Linked DNA regions of Homo sapiens: region 2 is linked to region 1. A link is a loop called in an ENCODE intact Hi-C map of the cell type or tissue named here. Cell type or tissue: mammary epithelial cell. All regions are shown on one strand. Links, peaks and the distances in the headings refer to the core of each region. The heading gives the core; the rest is flanking DNA. Region 1 holds the start of ETS1 (ETS proto-oncogene 1, transcription factor). Region 2 overlaps FLI1 (Fli-1 proto-oncogene, ETS transcription factor).

What was found. Hi-C counts contacts between places; a loop is a spot of excess contacts. Peaks named below come from ENCODE experiments on the same cell type or tissue, not always from the same donor. Only the 100,000 strongest peaks of a DNase experiment are listed, where the experiment ranks them.
Region 2: it touches region 1 in a loop (10-fold over the local background); 3 of 110 quality-filtered maps call a loop at or near these places.

Annotation. Positions count from the first base shown.
Region 1 is chr11:128,582,832-128,591,171 of GRCh38, forward strand. It overlaps ETS1 (ETS proto-oncogene 1, transcription factor), which reads right to left and starts at 4,727. Exons shown (of 10, transcript NM_001143820.2): 1 at 4,657-4,727. LOC105369565 (a long non-coding RNA gene) reads left to right here. Exons shown (of 5, transcript XR_948163.3): 3 at 166-376; 4 at 3,509-4,129; 5 at 6,190-6,828. RefSeq lists enhancers at 1-284, 285-1,001 and a silencer at 4,680-4,886. In mammary epithelial cell, for the core only: no CTCF peak of the experiment used is centred there; no DNase peak of the experiment used is centred there; H3K4me3 peaks cover 251 bases.
Region 2 is chr11:128,811,263-128,819,602 of GRCh38, forward strand. It overlaps FLI1 (Fli-1 proto-oncogene, ETS transcription factor), which reads left to right. Exons shown (of 9, transcript NM_002017.5): 9 at 1-2,005. Among named protein-coding and RNA genes, the nearest start is that of KCNJ1, 52 kb to the right of the region's middle. RefSeq lists enhancers at 4,204-4,313, 8,100-8,340. In mammary epithelial cell, for the core only: no CTCF peak of the experiment used is centred there; a DNase peak (open chromatin) is centred at 4,219.

The sequences.
Region 1 (8,340 bases), core at 169-8,168:
AACCAACATCTTTTTGATATAATGTCGATCTTTTGTGGACTTACGCTTTAGCAACTAGATACAAATATAAGGAAGTAGTAAAGCACTGCGGAAAATAGTGCAAGATTTCTTGTTTGTTCATTTTTTTCATTTTTGCTTTTTCATTTGTTTTTGCTTTTTCTTTAGAGCAGTGCCTCCCAAACTGTAATGTGCATATGAATCACCCGGGGATCCTGTTACAATGCAGTCTGCTGCAGTAGGTCTGAGGTCTGGCCAGACATTCCACATTTCTAACAAGCTCCCACGTGGTGCTGATGCCGCAGGTCAGAGGACTTCACTGTGAGTAGCAAGGCAGCGCTGGACTAACTTGGTTGAACTCATGAGTGATTATAACAAGGTAGGTGTTTAGGAGGCAGAGCCCAAGGAGGAACAGGCAAGACTTCTGTGCCAAGGCTGAGCAGATGCTGGTAACCTCAGGTGCAATACAAACCCGGCTGGGGAGAATTGAGTAGCTCAGGACCTGTCAGTGTCTCAGGAGCCATATGCCAGATGCACATCTGCCAAGACTTCTTGCTTTTCCTAAGAAGACATGGTTCTAGTTATTTGGTCCCTTTTATCAAGAAACTGGCAATGGTGCTTTCTCCCATCAACAGAAGTCATTTGGATTAAGGATTACAAGAGGTGCCAAGAGATAATTTAAAAGAGTTATTTGCATTATATGTTTTTTTTTACAATTGTAAAAGACTCACATGTTTTGGAAACTTTTTGTACATTGTTTTGCAAACTTTTATGCATCTGGAATTATTTCAAAGTGAAAAGTTTTTTTTAAGTCTCTAAAAAGACTAAATCTCTTTTAAATCTCTAAAAAGACCAAAATTCTGGAGTTTTCTACCTTTCCACATCTCTTGAAAATTTATATATTTTTTCCTCCCCATTGAGAATATTTTCCTGACATTTGCACTAAATGTTTGTTGCTTACTCTCATGCTAGTAAGTACTACCCAGCCTGTTCCCTCTAAGTTCTGAAGGCAGCTCCAACACTTGATTACTGGAATATGAAATCTATCCTCTTTTGAAAAAAAGGCAGATCAGAAACATCCTTCCCTCACTGCTCTAGATACCATTTTTTTCTACCTGAACTCCCAAAGCATGTATAGGTTATACTACACTACTTAATAATTATATTGTCTTTCATTTTTATCCTCTTTTCTAGTAAAGATTATTGTGTTAATTTTAAAAATGGAGTTTACATATTGTTTCTTCTGTGTTTGGTATGGTCTCCAGCACAAGGCTGGGCATGGAGTAGAAATAAAACTGATATTTGTCAGGGAAGGGACTGACTTACTTACCCAGGAAACTAGGCCTGGGTAGTCTTTCTTCAAAGTCAGTATCTTCATAACAATGAATAAGTAATCCACAGATACCACTTCAGAAAACAGGCTTAATCCAGTGTTCTCCTAGATAAGCAAATCAGTCTAAGCAGAAAAATCTATCCTAAATTTGTGTAAATGTCTTAGAGTTACTTAGATTCCTATGACATGCAGTTCCAATCACAAGCTCTGGGTTCACATTCCATTGGCTCTAATCAGGGTCCACCATGAGTTAACACGGTCATATGACTGAGCCTCAGAGTCCCCACCTGGTAAATGGGGATGACGAGAGTGGAGTGCCCACCTCAAAACTTCATTGTAGATTAAATGAAGCAGTCCCTGCAAAGCACCTAGCAAGGATGTTGGAACATACCAAGTGCTCAGTAAACGTTAGGGCTGAGTATTCCTCCTTAGGTGAAATGAAGAAGAATGGATATGATAACTAGAAAATCATCTACATTAAAAGGTGGAGTTCAATAAGCTATACTTTCAGTACAGCAGGGATAAAGGAGATGAGGAAGCAAAAAGTAAGTTATGTCTTCACATCTAATTTTTCCCAGGATTGAAGAAACTTAAAAGATTTGCCTGAAATGCCACTAAATTGCTGCATACCACATTAATTTTGCTCAAATGCTAAATACTTTATCATTTCCATAATGAAGAAAGAAAGGGAGGAAAGGGAAGGAGGAGGGAAGAGGGAGAGAGAGAAGAAGAAGAAAGGAGGGGAGAGAAAAGAAAGAAAGAGGAAGAAAAAAGAGAAAAGAAAGAAAGAAAGAAAGAAAGAAAGAAAGAAAGAAAGAAAGAAAGAAAGGAAGGAAGGAAGGAAAGAAAGGAAAGAAAGAAGAAAGAAAGAAAAGAAAGAAAGAAAGAAAGAAAGAAAGAAAGAAAGAAAGAAAGAGAAAGAAAGAAAGGAAAGAAAGAAAGGAAGGAAGGAAGGAAAGAAAGAAGAAAGAAAGAAAAGAAAGAAAGAAAGAAAGAAAGAAAGAAAGAGAAAGAAAGAAAGAAAGAAGGAAGGAAAGAAAGAAAGAAAGAAAGAAAGAAAGAAAGAAAGAAAGAAAGAAAGAAAAAGAAAGGAGGGAGGGAGGAAAGAAAGAAGGAAAAGAAAAGAAAGATAGAAAGGGAGGGAAGGGAGGGAAGAAGGAAGGAAGGAAGCAAGGAAGGAAGGAAGCAAGGAAGGAAGGAAGGGTCCCAGCTCGTGGGACGTAATCATTCCCTTCTGCTGTTTGATGTGAACAGTTGGGAATTTTGAACTGGTAATTAGAAAATGATAGTCACTATGGAAAACAGATCTATTCACCAATAATTAAAATCACAAGGTACATCAGAACCTCAGTTATCAGTAAGAAATTCACCAGTGCAATCAAAGAGAGAAATCTGTTGATTATTTGTTTGCAGTGTTTTGCCTTCTGCCTCACCCTCCCCTAGGTGAGAGGACCTGCACCCACACACCCAGTTTGTTGAAGTATTACTTCAGACAGTCCTTGACCTCACTGGCACTCTGATTTTTCATAGCCCTATGCTGTTTACTTCTATTCTCTCATATTTGTAAACCAGGCGGGGCGCAAATGATTGCTCACCTTTTAGAGATGAAGGGAAGAAGGCACAGACACGTTCAATCCCTGTTCTCTGTTACAAAGCTAATCACTGACATAATCCAAGTGCACAGCCACTTTCCCTTCTCCGACCCAGCGCTGGTTCAAGTTCTGACCCCACTTGCCTTTGAACTCCATTATCGTCCGGGACCGGCCACTGGCCCAAGTCGGTGCTCTGGCCACAGACTGCCAGATGCCAAAGGATCCCACCCCTCTACCAGCTTCCCCCAGGCTCTGCCTCAGGACATCCTTTCACAGCCAGCAACTAGCACCTCCGTGTAAGGAGCCTGCCGGGCAAAGATGCCCCCTCCATAATTAGGCTCTCGGCTTGGCTTCCCACATCCTCAGCAGCGGAACCAGGACGGAAGAGGCTGCATGGATGCCTGAACTGTTTGTTATTTCACTATTGAGTTGGCAAGGATGGAAGTAGTTGATTTACAATTAGAAGCAGCATGCTTCTTCAAATATTAATATTAATAACTGCACTACTGAACACATGAAAAGACCTTTTCATCTTCAAAGCACTTTGCAGACATTAACCCATTAGCTCTCCCTTCCCTCCATTCAGGAACAACAGGTGAGCAAGACTCTCAACAGCAGCAGTGGCCACCCTGCAGCCCTTGTGCACAGCCCACGGCCCCTGAAGAAAAAGCGTTTTCTCTTTGGATAAAAATAGGCCACCAAACCCAAAACCACAACTGATGAAAGAGTTATAGTATCAGTAATTTTACAAATCAAATGGAGCTGATGGAGTTATCATTTTAGAATTGGTATTTCCTGCTGTTTAACAAATACTTTTTTCTCAGTTGCATGGCAGTGGTCTAAAGTAAGAAGGAAAATGGACTTGAGATTAAAAACAAAAACTTACCCAAAAGGTGATAAAGAAATCCTGCAATAGAATGCATTGATTTCAGTGACCCAGCACCCTTTTAAGTTTGCCTGAAGAAAATACTACTTTAAAAGTTGGTAACAGAGACCTTTAACGGTGGGTGAGGAGTCACATACAAAGTGTCACGGCCAGATAAAATCACCGGATGCAGAGGAATTGCCATCGACATCTCCTGCCACTGAGTCCAGCTCTACCGTGGGGACAAGAAATACCTCCCTAACTCTGAGACAACCGCGGCCCACACCCACACCATGTCTCAACAACAGACTTAGGAACTTGTAGATCTTTGGACAACTGCAGGTCAGTCCCAAGACAGAGAAAAACACCAAACAGGCTAGTTTGGCTAGCAAGATTCAAACCTGTAGCAATTTCCTCTCTATTAAAAGCAATTCATTAAACTACTAGCAGGAGAAAAAAGTAAAACAATAGATTTACTAGGAGTGAAAGAGAATAAAAAGAAATTTATATATTTAACTACAGCTTTATTTCTTTGGAAGTGCTCCAATTTGCAAAAAAAAAAAAAAAAAATCAGGGTTTCTGACAAGTAATCTACGGGTATCTAAAACGTGCATGGTTTTACTTTTGTGAAGCAGGGAACATTTTTAAAAACATAGTCTTGCTTTCAGACTATTCTGACGAGGTTAGGAAGTATTTTTGAAAATTGTTAAACAATTAAATGGGAATATAGAAAGACGTGAAAAGAGAAAGAGAAAACTCACTTGTATCCTGAATCTCCCTACCGACTTACTCTTTAATTCCACAGAAATTTTTTTAAAGCAGGAAAAGGAAAATGGACTGAAAAGTTTTAGGCAGAAACTGACACACACCTCACTTACTACTTTGCCGGAGAGCAGATCCTGAGTGAGCTTCCCTCAAAGTCTGTGGTCTCTTTCCAACTACCTGCGGGAATCCTCTGCTCCGTAGCTTAAGAGGATGCAAAGACCATAATGTTTCTAATAGAGCTGCCTCCTTAAATTGGGGGGTGTGGTCAAGCCAGGGAAAGCTGGAAAAAAGGCAGTCTTCCTCTTGCCCCTGGCACCAGGACAGCAGCCACTGGCACAGGCACAGCAGTCTAGGTGGAAAGCACTGTTGATTGACAGTGGTGGCACCAAATCACACATTATTTCGTATTCTTCAAATTGTGCTTCAGCTGAATATAACTCAGCCTTGGAGAGTAACAGGGAGGGAGATGAGCAAAAGGGAACTAGTTCAGTGGGATAACACTGTATCTCACCTCATCATTTGCTGATGCATTTACTCTCTGCTGAATATGTAAATATTCATGCTTCATGTTCCTTGACTTTCTCAATGGAGCCCCCATTAACCTAGGCAAGGTCTCAGGTGAGGGAAAGGGATTGCTTTAGAAACACAGGACGTCCACCACCCAGTCACCTGCTCAGGCTTCCCGTTTCTCTCTAATAACTTGATATGAAATGTGATATTTTCTAAAGAAAAGAAAATAATTTTGTGGAAGAGAGCTGACTGGATATGGACTTGGGATTTCTGAAAAGTAAAGCTAAAAATCCCCTTTTCATATAAGTCTGGTTTTAGGCAATCTCTAAAATAAGGATACTTTTAGCAGCCCTGACTCATGGTCCGTGGTGCAGGAATAAAAGGGCAGAAGTGTTCATACATTTCTCATTTAGGGAAAATGTAAACAATATGAAAATCTTACATCTGTCCTAAGTGAAAATACACAGCATCTTTTATTCACATATTCAGGACTATGGTAAGAATGTTACAGCATAATCTCATTTCTATGAATGGAGTTATTACAATTTTTTTTGAGAAGTCAGTATTTGGCTGCTTAATCTAAGACTTTTATCCTAAAAGATTCCATCTTCTTTGAGTAGGAGGTGGGAGTTAAGATTTGTCATAGTTGGCTTCTTTCTCTTTTTAATAAAGATACAAACTTAGAAAATCCTTGAAAATCTAATAACTGTCATTTGGAGCCATATCATCATCAGCCTTCATTGTATAAAGCTGGCAATGCAGTTAAGATGACATTGTAAGTAAAGCAAGATTTTACTGCTCATCTTCTGCCTTTGCACATTAACTTGGAAGTAAGGAAGAGGTAATGCTATTGGTTCACTTTAGTTTAATAAATTGCCTGTGCCAGGCACTGTTCTAGGCACTAGAAAGATAGCAAGTTTGCATTGTAGTGAGGAGACAGACACATAAATCAACGATCTCCCCCCAAAAATGTAATACATGCTACAAAAGAAGTCTATGAAGAGAGCTAGGGAAGCTTCAGCCTGCCCCTGTAACCCAGTCAATTTCAGCACACTGCCCCATTTAAAGAGCCCACGGTCAATTATACCAATCATAACTAATTACAACTGTATTCACTATGTTTGCAGGATAATTGAAAAAAACAAAGTTGAGAAGACTTGGATTCTTGCTCTATAAGGGTGTACAGTGTGGCTGTCAAGGGGTTCTGAAGTCTGGAGTTGTCTATGCTGAGTTTATATAGAAAGCAACTCTTCAGGACCTTAGCTCCCTCCTCTGACACGGCCTTTTACGGTGTGGAAGAACATAAACTAGAAATCTTAATAGTGCAAAATAAGCCACCACTGTCATAAATTGCCTAGAGAATGCCCAGGAAAACAGTAAGTTTTGTTTTAAACAGTATTTTCAAAAATATAACATTAGATGGGTATCCACATATAAGAGCATGACATTGGACTCCTACCTTACACCATACTCAAAAATTAACAAAAATCTATCAAAGATCTGAACATAAGAATGAAAATTATAAAATTCTTAGAAAAAATCAAAGAAGAAAACTTCATGACATTGGATTTAGCAATGATTTCCTGGGATATGACAGCTTATCCCAGGAAAAAAAACTTGGGCAACAAAAGAAAAAATAGATAAGTTGGACTTTATCAAAGTTTTAAAATGTTGTACATCAAGGGGCACTATTAAGACAGTGAAAGGGAAGTCCACAGAATGAGAAAAAAAATTGCAAATCACATATCTAATAAGGACTTAATACTCAAAATATATAAAGAACTCCTACAACTCAACAGCAACAACAACAAATAACCTGATCTAAAAGTGGACAAAAGACATGAGTAGACATTTCTCCAAAGATGCAGAAATGGCCAATAAACACACGAAAAGAAGGGCAACATCATTAATCATCAGAGAAATGCACATTCGAACCACAGTGAGGTACCTCTTCACATCTATTGGGGTTCCTATTATCAAAGAAACAGAAAATAATGGCAAGAATAAGGAGAAATAGGAATAAGGGTGTGTTGCTGCTGAGAATGTCAAATGGTGCAGCCACTGTAGAAAACAGTGTGGTAGTTCCTCAAAACAATTAAATATAAAATTACCATTTGATCTAGCAATTCAACCTCTACATATATAGCCACAAGCATTGAAAGAAGAACTCAAAAAGATGTCTGCACAATATTGTTCATAACAGCGTTATTCACAATAGCCAAAAGGTAGAAACACCCCAACTATTTATCCACAGATAAATGGATAAGCAAAATGTGGTATGTACAGAAAATGGAACATTATTCAGCCTTGAAAAAGAATGAAATTCCAATACATGCTACAGTATGATGAACCTTGAGGACATTATGCTAAATGAAATAAACCAAATACAGAAAAGACAAATATTGTGTAATTCTACCTGTATGAAGTACCTAGAATAGTAAAATTTATAGAGACAGAAAAAGGGATAGAAGTTAACACAGGTTGGAGAAAGGAGAATGGGGAATTCGTGTTTAATGGGGACAGAGCTTCGGTTGGGGATGATAAAAAAGGAATGGAGATGGATGTGGGTGATGGTTGCACAACATGTGACTGTACTTAATGCCCCTGAATTGTACACTTAAAAATTGTTCAGATGGTAAATTTTACGTTACATGTATTCTACCACAATAAAAGAATATGTTGTCCCGAGGGAAAAAAAAAATATATATATAGCATTAGAAGTCAGTAGGCTTCCGCAGAAGGAATGCTTTCTGATCCACATGGATAATATAGGACAAAAGAAAATGATGCTCTAGAAGAAGAAGGTATGAAATCCCTGGAGGATCCCTCCACTGCACGGTGGTGGCTCCCCAGCCCCTCCCTTATGCCGGCTCTTGAAGAGGGTGTAGTAATACCAGCCCAACTTCACAGGGTTGCTGAAATCACCATGCGATTAGATGACTGTGTAAACAGTAGAAGCAATGCTTTTCTTTCCCATGTCCATAGATAGCTCTATGAGGAAAGACCTCAATTGATAGGGCAATATGACCATTATGATTCTCAAGGAAAAAATTAAAACTCAGTGATCCAGGGACATGGGTACCTTTTGATCCCATGTAAAAGGGATATGCAAAATGAGTTGTTTGCTTCTTTGAAGGAGTATCTCTGTAGCCTCACCTAAACAATCGTAGTCTCAATATAGTTTGGATACAAGTGAGACAGAGCATGAAGGAATTTCTAGAATAGCTTTTCTTACTGTAAGGAAACCTTTTTCCTTTTCTCAGTATAACAAGTTACCT
Region 2 (8,340 bases), core at 220-8,219, 230 kb after region 1:
TTACTGGAATGGTTAAGTCATGGTTCTGAGAAAGAAGCTGTACGTTTTCTTTATGTTTTTATGACCAAAGCAGTTTCTTGTCAATACACGGGGTTCAGTATGACACAGAATCATGGACTTAACCCGTCATGTTCTGGTTTGAGATTTAGTGACAAATAGAGGTGGGAAGCTTATAATCTAATTTTAGGAGGACCAAATTCAGTGGATGGCAACTGGAACATTGATTGTAAGGCCAGTGAAGTTTTCACCCAACTGGAATTTGATGGAAAGAAGGTTTGTGTGTTTAAGACGCCAAGGGCATTGCAGAATCCCTCTCAGTGGACAGTATGCACTCAGCTGACCACTCTCTCTAGAAATAGTCAAGATATGAACTAAGAAATTTTAATGCAAATACATACATTCCTGAAAGACGGGGAATTAAATTACTAATTTTTTTTTTTTTTTAAATGATGACAGTGGTCCCAGAACTTGGAAAAGTTGTAGGGATTTCTAAACTCAAGCAGATTCGCAAGTGCTGTGCGCTTGTCAGACCATCAGACCAGGGCCAACCAATCAGAAGGCAACTTACTGTATAAATTATGCAGAGTTATTTTCCTATATCTCACAGTATTAAAAATAAATAATTAAAAATTAAGAATAAATAAACGAGTTGACCTCGGTCACAAAAGCAGTTTTACTATCGAATCAATCGCTGTTATTTTTTTTAATGTAATTTGTACATCTTTTTTCAATCTGTACATTTGGGCTGTCTGTATGTTTTTATAGCTGGTTTTTAAAAAGCATAATATGCCTATAGCTGAAAAGGAAACAGGGCTGTTTAAGTCACTGACTTATGAGAAAGCAAAGCACTGGTACAGTTATTTAACAGGCATACACAAGCAGGGAAAAGATAATCCATTTAGATCTTTAATGCTTTGGAAATGCGTGTAACAGTACTGCAATAATCACAGCTCTGGGAAAAACAACGAAACTTTCCCTTGTGGAGAGGAGGGATTTTCCTGCTCTATATAAGCAACATATTTTTAGACATTAAAATATATATAATTTTGCAGGTAATTGTTGACTTTTTTAACTATATTAAGTGTTAAGCTGACAACTGTCAAAGAAGACCATGTTGTAAAATAATTTGACTAAATAAATGGTTCCTTCTCTCAGTGCTGAGGACAGTTTTCTTATTTACCGCCCCCGTTAGGTCAAAGGGTTTTCCCTGGGGAACTTTCCTATTTACTTCTTGCACTATCAAGAATTTTTCGAATGTACCTACTGCAGTACAGCAGAAGGTAAAAAATCAGTGTGGTTTTTCATTGTTGTTGATGATGTTTGTAGTGTTTTTGTGTGTGTTATTTAAATCTTCCTCCAGCCTAAAAGGGTTTTATAAAACAGCAGCTAAGGCCATGGATAAACCTGTATGTAAGGACTGGAGCAAAGCGAGCTGGTCTATCCAGACTGGTCTGTGAGATTTAACTCTGCAGCCTCCCCTGGGCACTTCAGACCCAGACGGCCACCTTCTGCCACTCCAGCAAAGAATAAGCGCCCTGCTTCCTTCAGGTCTCAGACCAGGACTTTATGGCTCATGCAGATTTTTAAGGTCATTTTTCTTCCCAAGGAAGAAACTTGCCTCCAGTTCCTTCACTGTTAGGTAGCTTATTTTCATTTTCTCTATTTTACAATGAAAAGAGTGAGACCTGGGAAGTCCTTGATTTGCAAGGAATTAGACTCACAGCATTGGTAACCCTAGAACCTTCTTAGGGTAACACTAAGTACCTTCTAGACAACATGTCTACCTAAATGAAATGGGATGTGTTTCGGAACATTTGTCTCCAGTTTTTTTTTAATCTTGCACCCTGCCATTTAAAAAGATGTGTAAAGCACATATTCTCAACATATGCACATTGATTTATAAATCATATATACAAACTGTTACATTATTCTTCATATTAGAAAACAAATACAAAATAGAACATTTTAAATGGTGATATAAAAATAAATTGAAACTGAAATTCTACTCTTTTCCTCCTATTTTCTCTATATTGAATATCCTCTGCTATTAACTCTCAAAACAAAGATGTTGGTCTTTAGTGAAAAAAGTGTATGCATGTACTGGATTTCTAGTGACTTCCAAGAAAGGAGAAAATTAAAACTTGGTATTAGTGGCCCAAGCATAGAAAGAGGAATGATGAAGGCCAGGTATGTTTAAGAACAAACTAGCTGAATTCTTTGGCAGATCTCCATCTTAGCCACGCAATTTCCCCATCAATTTTGAAATCTGCAAAGTATTCATTAGGGAAAATGGAGGCATATATTTCTGAGTGCTGTAAGAAGATGCTCAGCCCATTAGTTCATTCTTTTAAAGGTTTTCTTTATGTGTCCTACTCAAACACTGGCTCAGGCTCATCTTCTCTACACAGTCATAGAGCTTTAGCCAAATCTCGCCCCCTGAATATGTTCCACAGTGATTTGTCCTATGCCTCAGAAGCTGGCCCACTGGCTGACAGGACTGGGGCACCATTTTCTCCTCATAAGCATTTGTACAGAGGGGGCACTGGCATTTATTCCCCTGCAATGCCCAGATTGAACGTTTGCTAGCTGGCTCCAGGGCATGCAGCGGACTAGTCCCAGAGGACAAACAGAATCTTTGCCCTCCTGTCTGCTAGTCCAGTCTTTTCCCTGCTGGATCATTCTGTGCCTGTGCCATGAGGTTTCTGCCATCTAACAAACAGTGCCAGCCAAGCAAAGCGGGCATGCAGGCCTGCAAGTGGTTCTCATGGAAGCTGTTCCTCCCCACAGTTTGGGACACTGACCAACAGTCCTTTAGCAGGAGGTCGTCTTAGTCCATTTGGTCTGCTATAACAAACTACCATAGACTGGGTGGCTCATAAAAACAGGACTTTATTTCTCACAGTTCTGGAGGCTGGGAAGTCCAAGATCAAGGTGCCAGCAGATTCAGTGTCTGGTGAGGGCCCTTGCCTTGGTTTATAGAGGGAACCTTCTCACTGTGTGCTGATATGGTGTAAGGAGCAAGGGAATGCTCTGGGGTCTCTTTCATAAGGGAATTAATCCCACTCTTGAGTGCTCCACCCTCATGCCCTAATCACCTCCAAATACCTTCACATTGGGGATTAGGTTTCAGCATATGAATTTGGGAGAAGGGACAGACACAGTCAGTCTATAGCAGAGGTCATCTTTTTTCAGTGTCGAAAAATGTTGTTGAGTCCCACACAAAGGAAGTTCTATTTTATTTTATTTTATTTTATTTTATTTTATTTTATTTTATTTTATTTTATTTCTGGAGATAGGGTATCTCTATGTTGCCCAGGCAGGTCTCAAACTCCTGGCTTCAAGCAATCCTTCCACCTCAACCTCCCAAAGTGTTGGGATTACTGGCGTGAGCCACCACACTGGGCCTATTTTCAATATCTGTTATTTTAAAACATTTTTAATAGTCAACAGCCACTAGAAAATGTAATGACACTTAAAAAGATTGTTATTTTACTTAACCAATAACATCTGCATGCAAGTGAGCGATGAACATACACAAAGGGAAATGGATTAAGAGGTTCTCAGATAAGGTTTGCTAGTTTAGACCAAATGAGATCAGGAGGTTCTAGAACACAAGGGAGGAAAGCAGCATCTGTCCACCCCAAGCCAAGTTACTGCCAACCCAAGGCAATGCTTAGTGGATAAATAAAAACCTGAACAAAATGCAGTACTTCATGTGAGAGGTGGTTTCTGTGGACTTGGATTCTTACCGTATTTCCTCTAATATCTGTTCATTACAAGCATCATGTAAACCTGTTGCCTTAAAAACTCTTGAAAAGGTGTCCTTTGGGGGAATGTGCTTGGGGGAAGCAACCCTTAAGCATGGCTGTCTGCTGCCCAGCCCCACTCCCACACCTTGCTCAGAAGTTCCTCCACCATCAACAGCACCACTGAGCTTGTGTCCAGAAGGCCCTCAGGGGGTCGAGGTAAGAGGATGCTTTGTATCAGTGGGGGCAGGGATGGGAGAGGTAATAAGAGCCGGGATGGGGGCCAGGGGAGTGACTGGGTTCTGGTGAGCATACAGAAGCTTTGCTGTTATTCAGGAAGGAATGCAGGTTTTGCAGAAAGCACATTGGGCATTTCATCACGTAGAAAGCTACTGAAACTGACACTACACGCCCTCAGCCAGGGAGTCCCGCTAAGGGATTATGAAAGGCAGGCTGATACCAAAACTACAAATCCCAGGCTCCCCCGGGGGATGGACACTTGTGAGAGGAAGTGGGTTAGCCAGTCAAACCTCCAGGGTTTCAGCCAGTTGAGAAAGGATAGGGAGGGAAGTTTTAAAAGGAATGTGGGCCCACAAGCCTGGGATCTGTCTCTCTCTCTCAGTCTGATGCGGCCTCCTGTCTAATTGTTTCAGTCTGTCCGAGCTGGTAAATCCCTAAGCACATAGTCAATTTACACTCAGCTTAAAAGCTCTAGAGGGAGACAGGAAAAATTTCCAGTGAGACCACTCACTCACCTACAACTGCTAGATTAACCTTCTGCATTTTAACTGAGTTAACTCATATGTTTTCTTAGTGGGAGGAAAGAGGCAATTTGAGTAGACAAATGAAAATGAATACAATGCCAGAAACCCTGGGTTCAAATGCTGGCCCTTCCACCTACTGGGTAACTTGTCTTCATCGATTAACTAGGACCTGAGTTATACCTCCTGCATGAGTTTCTGTGAGGCATCGGACGACAGTGTGGAAAACCCATTGTAGACTGCTGTACAGGAGGTTTATGGATAATCATCGTTGTCTGCTAGTATTGGCTAGTATTTTTCAAGAACATTCATTAAGTCCTTGGTAGCTGGTGGGCACCCTGTTTGGGGAGTTCAGTGCAGGGTCATTTTTGTTTTGTGGTCAGAAAGACATTTTCCAAATGGGTGCAAAGTAGAAATAAGTTGGGTTTTCCAGAGAGTCTTTGCATTTTCCCCATCCACGGCCCTCCCAGTGCCCCACTTGGGCTTTTGCCCTTCCTTGGCTCTATGTGTGCACCTAAAGCCAGGGGAGCGTGTGGCCAAGCTGCAGGATGTTGCAAATAAAATGAGATTTTATAAAGGAATGCTAAAAATGTGCTTTCACAGCAATGTTGGATGGGATTTTTCAATCGGCTAAGAAATAGAGGTTGGGAGCTGGGATTTTATGCCCGGCAAGCTCGGAGCTTGATTTTTCCATCTATAAAATGAGGATGATTTAATAACTGTACAAGAGTATCACTGGAGTTAAGTAAGATAGTGTACATAAAAATGCTCTGTATGTTGAAAAGAACTAGGAAACTGCAAGATTTCCTAGGTATTATTGCCAAGGTCTTACTGTCTTCATCGAGAGGCAACTCCTCTTTACCTTCAAAACTCTGTACAGGTCTCTGTTCCTCTCTGATCTAAGATAGAGTGAAGCCACACTATTCTATTCTATTCTATTCTGTATTGTGAATATACATTGTGATTTTTTAAAAAACTGTAAAATCTTGAAATAGTCACAAACTTCCAGAAAAGTTAGAACAGTACGACGAACAATTTTTAGTGAATCATTTAAGAGAAATTTGCCAACCATGCTTCATCAACCCCAAATGCTTAAGGGTATATTTCATTTAAACAACAACCTTTTCCTACATAGTCCAGTATAATCAAGAGAATCGAATAACTAATGCAAGCGGATTACTCCTATGTAATCCCGAGGCACCATGCACTGTTGGCTGATTGTCACCACTGCAGTCTTTTGGAGCAAAAGGTTCCCATTCTAAAACACTGATTGTGTATAGCTGTCATCTACCATTAGTCTCCCTCGGTCTTTCAGGTCTGTGACAATTTTGAATATGACAGGTCAGGTATTCTGTAGAATGTTCCCCAATTTGGGATTGCTGGTATCTCTTCGCGATTGGATTGAGCCAAGGCTTTTCTGAGAGGACCATCGCAGAAGTCATGCTGCCTTCCTCTCCTGTATTCCATTGCATGGTACATCATTTCAACGTATCCCGTTATTGATGAAGTTCACTCTTTGTTTAAGGTGGTGCCTCCCAGCCTTCTCCTTTGAAAAGTTATTCCTTTACCCTTTGTAATTAATAAGTATTTTGCGGAGGTTTACTTTCAAAATATGTAAATATCCCATTCAACATCAAATTGCAAAGTATTCATTCATTTATTTATATCTCTAAGACTCATGGCTCTCTATTTTATTGAGTGGATATGATCTGTTCTTTAATGATTACATTGTCCCAATGGAAGGATATTCACGCTGGCTTCTGTCTCCTTTGACATGTTCCCATCAGTCTTTAAGTGCTTCCTTACTTTCTCGCACAACAACTTATTTTGGAGTTTCTGCCCTAGCCCTGGAATTAGTCATCTCCTCATGGATTCCTAGTTCTTTTTAGTGGAAAATGCTATTTAGAACCCAATACCTGGGGGATAGATGTGCCAATTGCTAATGGGGTGTCCCTGCTCCCAGGCTCCCTCAGTGTACAGAGCCAGGCAATAGACGTAGATACATACATACACATATATTATGTATGTATGTATGTGACTATATGCACTCACGTACATACATACATATACAGTCATGCCTTCCTTAATAACGGGGATACATTCTGGAAAATGTGTCCTTAGGTGATTTTACAGTTGTGAATATCATAGAGTGTACTTCACACACCTAGATAGAACAGCCTATGACACACCTAGGCTACATGGTACAGCCTATTGCTCCGAGGCTACAAACATGCACGGCATGTTACTCTACTGAATACTGTAGGTGACTGTAATACAATGGGAAGTATTTGTGTATCTAAACATGGAAAAGGTACAGTAAAAATATGAGGATAAAAGTTAAAAAATGGTACACCTGTATAGGGCACTTACCATGAATGGAGCTTGCAGGACTGCAAATTAATCTAGGTGAGTCAGTGAGTGAGTGGTGAGTGAATGTGAAGGCCTAGGACATAACTGCACACCACTGCAGACTCTGTCAACATTGTACACTCAGGCTACGCTAAATCTACAAAACCTTTTCCTTTCTTCAATAATAAATTAACCTTAGCTTACCGTAATTCTTTATAAAGTTCTAAATTTTTTAACTCTTTTACTCTTTGGTAATAACATTTAACTTAAAACACAAACACATTGTACAGTATAAAAATATCTTCATATCCTTATTCTATACACTGTTTTTATTTAAAAAAATATTTCGTTTTACTCCTTGAAATTTTTGTTAGAAATGAAGACATGAATTCATATTTAGCCTATATCCTGCCTGAGGCTGTTTTACAGTTAACTTTCTAAACATGTAAGTAGGCATTATCTACGTATATCTAAAATCTATCATTCTAAAATAATGATAAAAATCTATCATTTTAAAGTAATGATACATAAACAGTAACATAGTTGTTTACTATCATTATCAAGAATTACGTACTCTACACCTGCTAGACTTTCATAGACCGTCAGGGAAGTAGGTTTGTTCACATCAGCGTCACCACAGACATGAAGATTGCATTGCACTTCCACAGGGCATGAGCACCGATGTCACTGGGTGATGGGAATTCTTCACCTCCTTTATAGCCTTGTGGCACCACCATTGCATATGGGGTCTTTCACGGACCTAAACATCTTTATGCAGTGCATGACTGTATATGCTTATACATTTATATCTATATTTATTTCTGCTATCTATATGACTATGCATATACATCTATTTCTGTATTTATTTCTACTACCTATCTATATTGAAACCCTGAGTTCACTCAGAAGCATTCATTTCTAATCCAACACTGGATGTTGATTCCCCTTTTGTGTCTGTAATTCCTTTATTTGACAGTGAAAAGAATGGTTTCCATTAGACATCCTATAAGCCCTTCCTTGTCAATCCTTCTGCATGCACCCGGTCTTCCATCTCTGCTGCACCCCTCACCTCCATGCAACGTGTTCATCTCCCTGCATTGGCCCTAAACTCCCATCCAGGCCACCCCACTGCATGGGCACCCTCCTCACCCCACCCCAGGCAGTGCCTCTGTGTGGATGTTGTTCTCACCCTGTTCAAGCTCTGATGCCCCAACCCAGGCAACGCCTCCACAGGCAAACCCTCCTCAACCAGCTGTAGCCCTGACAGCCAGGACAGGCTGCACGCCCTGCGTCCCATGCTCTCTTTACTCCACTTGGGCACTAACACTTCCCATCAGGACGCGCCACACGGAAGCCCTTCTCACCCCGTTCAGGCTCTGATATCACTACCCCCTGACACCTGCCTTGCTGTGCTGCACCCATGGCTCCTGCAGTCAAGACTTCAGTGGGAGGGGGAGGAAGAGGGAAGGAAGGGGAAGGAAGAA